2 separate regions of the Mus musculus genome follow, and region 1 is linked to region 2. The links are chromatin contacts, found by Hi-C or POLR2A ChIA-PET in ENCODE. All regions are on one chromosome and are shown on one strand. Each heading gives the region's core, a stretch centred on a gene start or an enhancer-like site at or near the end of the contact. The rest is flanking DNA. Distances are from core to core; before and after follow the strand shown.

Evidence for each region. A loop is a pair of places that touch in the nucleus more often than their neighbours do. ChIA-PET counts read pairs that join two places held with the same protein, here RNA polymerase II (POLR2A).
Region 1: a map of T-helper 2 cell shows a loop between it and region 2 (2.0-fold over the local background). The contact joins the promoter of Rabep1 here to the enhancer-like site in region 2. A Hi-C loop is called at or near these places in 1 of 37 maps with a recorded cell type or tissue (T-helper 2 cell). POLR2A ChIA-PET finds 5 or more read pairs at or near these places in 1 of 5 experiments (Patski).

What each region holds. Positions count from the first base shown.
Region 1 is chr11:70,843,446-70,846,145 of GRCm38, reverse strand. It overlaps Rabep1 (rabaptin, RAB GTPase binding effector protein 1), which reads right to left and starts at 1,385. Exons shown (of 18, transcript NM_019400.3): 1 at 1,138-1,385. The coding sequence starts at 1,171.
Region 2 is chr11:70,804,270-70,807,032 of GRCm38, reverse strand. All of the region lies in intron 1 of Scimp (SLP adaptor and CSK interacting membrane protein), which reads left to right. Among named protein-coding and RNA genes, the nearest start is that of Scimp, 6.9 kb to the left of the region's middle. Within about 2 kb of position 1,335, at least 1 of the 3 ENCODE cell types and tissues checked has a DNase peak (open chromatin) inside an H3K27ac peak, as active enhancers do.

The DNA of each region.
Region 1 (2,700 bases), core at 136-2,635, 39 kb before region 2:
GACTACTCTTGGAAAAGGCCAAGAACCTCCTGAGCCAACCACCACATCCCAACATTCTACTTACAGGTAAAGATGCTAAGCACAAAAGCCAATTAGAAAAGTACACCTGAAAGAACTTTCCCAACTAGATACAGTAAGATCTTGCCAAGGACGGAGCACATTCTTTCCAAACATAACTCCCGGTTGACGACAACAACACCTGAAACAATGTGGTCAAAACTCTGGGGCAGAGCTCAGTCGGTTTAAAGGTCATAAAGGGTTCTAATAACCATCATGGCTTATTTAGAACAAGGCCCTTTTTTTCTTCCAATATGAGCATTATTAAGACAGTCTGTCCTGCACGTCTAAGTCTTGGCTACTCAGGAAACTGAGGCAGGATAGCTCAGGAGTTTCAGGTCATCATGGTCCACAAAGTGAGACCCCATCGCTTGAACGGTAGAGACGGAATGGAGAAGACGATTGACTCCTCGATTTCGGCCCACTCGAGCACCTTTTCATCCCTAACACTCTCGAAATAATACTAAACTATCCTTTTACAGATGAACGTTGCCATCTTTATCGCCTGGCCCAAGACTTGCCCATCTTTCTCGATAAAGAGACATGAATCAAGCGCTCTTCGTTCGTCAGAAACTGAGGCCCTAAGAGACTAAGATATGAGCCCGGCCTTACCATGAAGCAACACAACCACTCAAAAGAATGCTACCCAATGCTTAGGATCACAGTTACTTTTACAAGTCCGGTGCAAAGAGCGCTGGAGCGTGGCCTGAGGAGGCGGGAGCGGAGGTGGGGCGAGAGGGCACACGGCCACTACCAAGGCGAGGGCTCGCGTTTTCTTTAAGGAATATAGCACATGCTCTCCATTTCCATCCTCCCCACCCGAGGAACCCACGTGCTGATCCCACCGCACCTTCCTCTCCGCCGGCTCCCTCCCTGCAGCCTCCCCACGCCCTTCCCCGCGGCCGCCCGCGCGCGCCTCCCTCTCCCTCCCCAGCCCGGCTGCCCCAGCACGCGTCGCCCGCGCGCCCCCGCCTCCAGTCCGTGGGTCACCCCCGGGCCCGCGCGCGTGCCCTTCCTGCCCCCAAGGGCCCCCACGACGCTGCGCCGGGCAGGCCGCGCCCGCCATGGTGGGCGCCTCACCGTCAGGCTGGGGAGCCGGGCCCGGCTGCGCCATGGCCAGTGGGCGGCCTCGGAGAACGGGGATGGGCGGGGAAGCGGCGTCCCGGGATGCCGCGGGCTCAGCTGGCGGAGGAGGCGTCGACCGAGCCGCGGCCACCGCCGCCCAGGGAGGAACCGCTAAGGCTGGAGCCGCCGGCGCCGCCACAGCCTCGGGCAGAGACGGACCGGAGCGCCGACCTCCGCCTCCTCATCCTGACAGCGGGAAATAAGCAGTGCGCAGGCGCGGGGGGATGGGACGGCACGTGACGCTGGCCTAAGGGAGGGGCGGGGCCTCAGGAGGGAGGGAGACCAGGGAGGAGGGGTCCGGGGCCTGGGAGCCAGAGGGAGGCTGATGAGAGAGCTATGGGTGTTGGAGACTGGCGGCTGCAAAGACGAAGACTGTGCAAGCTCTTGGCTCCCAGGACACAGACAAAAATATCAAGCTGAGTGAGGAGACCCTGGGTGCACGCGAACCCAGCCGCTACTTTGCCTAGTTGTGTGTCCTTGAGAAAGTCCCTTAACCTCATAACCTTGAAAAGTAGAGCGGCTAAGAAAAGTTTAAATGAGGATATAAAGTAGGAAGAATTGTTATGGCCAGAACTTGGTCTGGTCCCCAGATGTGCAAGCCAATGCACTTTTTCCATTAAGCGACTATGTTTGACTTTAACGTGATCAGCCCAGAGAAGCTGTTGGAGATACAGCCAGACGCAGTGCTTGCATTCTTGACAGGAGAAAGTGCCACCCTTCTGCCTGGGCAAGAGAGCCATACGGAGACTCCAGACTTTCCTTTCCAGCCTCATTCAGACCTTGCTGCCTTCCTAGGGCAAGGGGTCTACACAGTCTGGCACTTCAGGACCAAGTCCACCTGCCTTCCTATGAGCCCAGAATTCCCTCCCTGGGTAGCTGAAGCTGTAGTCTCTCATTTTTCTATAAGACAGGGTGTAAACGTTTCTCAACGTGCCAGAGGGCAGCTGCATTTGGAGGAGGTGGCACAGCACTTACACATTTGAGCTGCTCTGTGTGTTCACAGATCCTTCGTGGTGCAAGACAGGTGAGGAAAGAAGGAAGACAAGCAACAGACCAGGAGCCCAGCCAGGGCTTACGCTCCTCTCACCAGCTTATTCAAGTGCACATACCCCCAAAGGCCAGGGATCTATGCTAGTCTTTTTTTCTCCCTCCTGCAGTCCTGGGGATTTAACCTTAAGCATAGTAGGCAAGCACTCCACTACTCAGCTATAGCAATAGTTCTTGTTCTGTTTTTTTAATTTTGAAACACCCTCTCCCTAAATGGCCCAGGTTAGCCTTGAGTCTGCAATCCTGCTTCATCCTCCTGAGAAGCTGAGATTTCAGGGTTGGACCACTACTAGGTCCTACTTTTTCTTTTTCTTTCTTTCTTTCTTTCTTTCTTTCTTTCTTTTTCTTCTTCATTTATTCTGATTCTAAAAGTTCTAAGCTCAAGTCTGCTCCAGAGTCACTGCAGATGCCTACATTCAAACCATAATAGTCATTAATGGTTTGACTTTAGTCAAAGTAGAAGACTAGGCT
Region 2 (2,763 bases), core at 86-2,585:
CACTGCATAAAAGCCAAAACAGGATGTTGGCAGGAAAGAGATCAGCCTCATCCAAGGAGTAGTGCCTGAGAAGGTGCACGCTGATGTCCCCAATGCTTCCTCCCAGAGAAGTTAGGTACATGAAAAGGAGGAAGTGTCCGGAGCCACGGGCAGGAAGACTACCGCTGGGTGGGTCTTCATCACTCAGAGCACCTGCTTCCTTTCTTATTTTTCTCTGGCTACAATGTAGCAGCCTCCTAGGGCTGGTTTTTGTCTGTAGAGGGCTCTATCTGTTTTCTACAAGTCAAGCCTTGTAGTACTTGACTCACTTTCTGTTAGCTGTTGGGCAGAAGGGAAAAAATAAGAATTATTACATATTCTGGTGTAACCCAAGATCAGTACATGTTCTGGGTTCTGTAAATCTAAATAAAGATTACCCGTGATTATCATCTTTTTTTTTATGTGCGGTGCTGGGAATCGATCTCTGAGCGTTTGCATCTTGAAGTTGTAGCAATCTTTTTTTTTTTTAAGATTTATTTATTTATTATATGTAAGTACACTGTAGCTGTCCTCAAATAGAAGAGGGCATCAGATTTCGTTACGGATGGTTATCAGCCACCATGTGGTTGCTGGGATTTGAACTAGGGACCTTCGGAAGAGCAGTCTGTGCTCTTAACCACTGAGCCATCTCACCAGCCCAAGTTGTAGCAATCTTACCATGAAGCCACATCCTCAGCCCCAGTTATTATCTTACTCATTCAGGGTTAGTTTATGTTTAGAATTTAGAGTGTCAGGCTAAGGGAAGAGAACTAACCTTGCAAAAGAAGAAAGGAGGAGAAACTACAAAGGACATTTCACGAAGGCATGGCCACTGTTACACACCCGGGCTGCATGGCCACAAGGGATGTCCACCCACAGTGGAAAGAAGGGCTGTCAAATCTTTTACTCATCTATTCATTCACAGACACACATGCAGTATCTGCTGTGGCCCTGTGACTTAGACACCAGGAGCGTGGTAGTAAGAGAGGAGCCAGGGCCCTGCCAGTATGGTACTTACACACCAGCAAGGGGGGTGGGGGAGGACGATGACCAAAGGGACACACGGCAGACAGGAAAGAGATGCCAGCATTGTATGGGTGGGGAAAGATGTGTGTCATCCATACTTCACAGAATAACCCAGATCTGAGGTGCCCCTTCCTGTAGCTGAGGGGCCGTCATGGGGCTCGGGGAGGAGGGAAGGAAGGCCCCAGAAGTGCCACAGGGAGATGTAGAGTGGGAAAGATGGGCTGGAAAGAGGTGGAAGACTTTGTGGCTCACTTGGGAGCACTGTCCTCACTTGGGAGCCTGCCTGCTTCCTGCCTTGGCCTACCCTGCCCCCACCTTCCACCCCCACCCCCCACCCCCCACCCGCGTCACCCTGGTTATTGACTTTGCTTCCTACTTTGGAGAAATGGACATTTGTAGTGTGATCTGCCCACTTCCTGTCCCTACGTCCTTCTTTCCTCCGGTTCCATTCAGCATCTCTCTTCTCTCCTTGTCACCGTTCGATTTTGAAAGCTCAATCTGCGACCAGAGGAGACAGCATCTCCCGGCTCCGCTCTGCCTCTTCTTCCCTCTCTCTCCTCCAACCCTGCGTTTCATTTTTCTCCTCCCTCCTGGAATCTTCACAGTCTGCAGCAGGCTGAAGTTCCTCACATCATAAACAAACTCTGGGCCTTGGATCCTTCTCTTCTTGAAATTCAGAGTTTCTCTTTCCGTGAAGACACCCTCCCCCTTCCTTATTCCTGTGGCAAACCCCCCTCCCAAGTTCTTCTTCCTCTTCCTTTCCATCTGTGGCTTCCAGCCCCCATACACCTCCCCAGAGCTACAGATGTACGGAATCTGTAAATCTCTGAGATTCCCAAGGACGACTGGGGAGAAAGGGCAGAGAGTTCCGAGAGTTCTGAACACTTGAGCAGAAGTGTTATGAGTTAGGGAGAGGACACCAAGCCGGGAGGACACAGGGGACCACTTCATGTTCCAGGAACTGCGTTTCTGCACCCTCTCCACATCGGCTCTAACTGTCCTCCAAGGACCTCAGAGAGCCAAGTCCTGGAAAGAAAACCTGAGGCACTAGGGAGTTAGTTTTTCTTCCTAAATGTGCAGGCAAGTGAGTTTAAATGAAGAAGTACAAAAAAGGTCAGCCTGGAGCCTTGCTGGTGAGAGGGAACTTGGTCGTTGGTGTAACCTTCCAGGGGCCATGGCAAGCACGCAGGAAGGTATTTGGGTTCAAGGAATATTTTCAGTGCCTTTTATCCCACCCGGTTCCTGCTGCCACCATCTATGGCTGCTCCAAGGAACAGGCACACGGTCTCCAGCACCAATTAGGAGTCCTACAGACCTGTCAAAAGTGGGGCTCTTCACTCAGACCAGAGAACCTTCTAGATGGCTTGTGAAAAATGCTGATTCAGATTCTCATACCAGATCCACAAGAGTTGGGAGTTGCACTTTGAAGCAGAGTAGGTGCTTGTAAAGACCTTGTATTTAAGTGCATCTTGGTATCCAGGAAAATTGAACGGGTTTTTGGGATGCTCAGACATACTGGTCAAAAGTTAAGGCCCTAGAGTCAGGCAAGTTTTGGTTTCTGATTTTTTTTTCCCAATTATTTGTTCTACAATCTTGTTAAGCTCTCCCAGGCCTCTATTTTCTAACCTGTAAAGTGGGATGATAATGATGACTATTTAGCTTATGGAGCTATTGTGGGGATGAAAGGATCTGGGTATATAGAATAATTAACTCATAGAA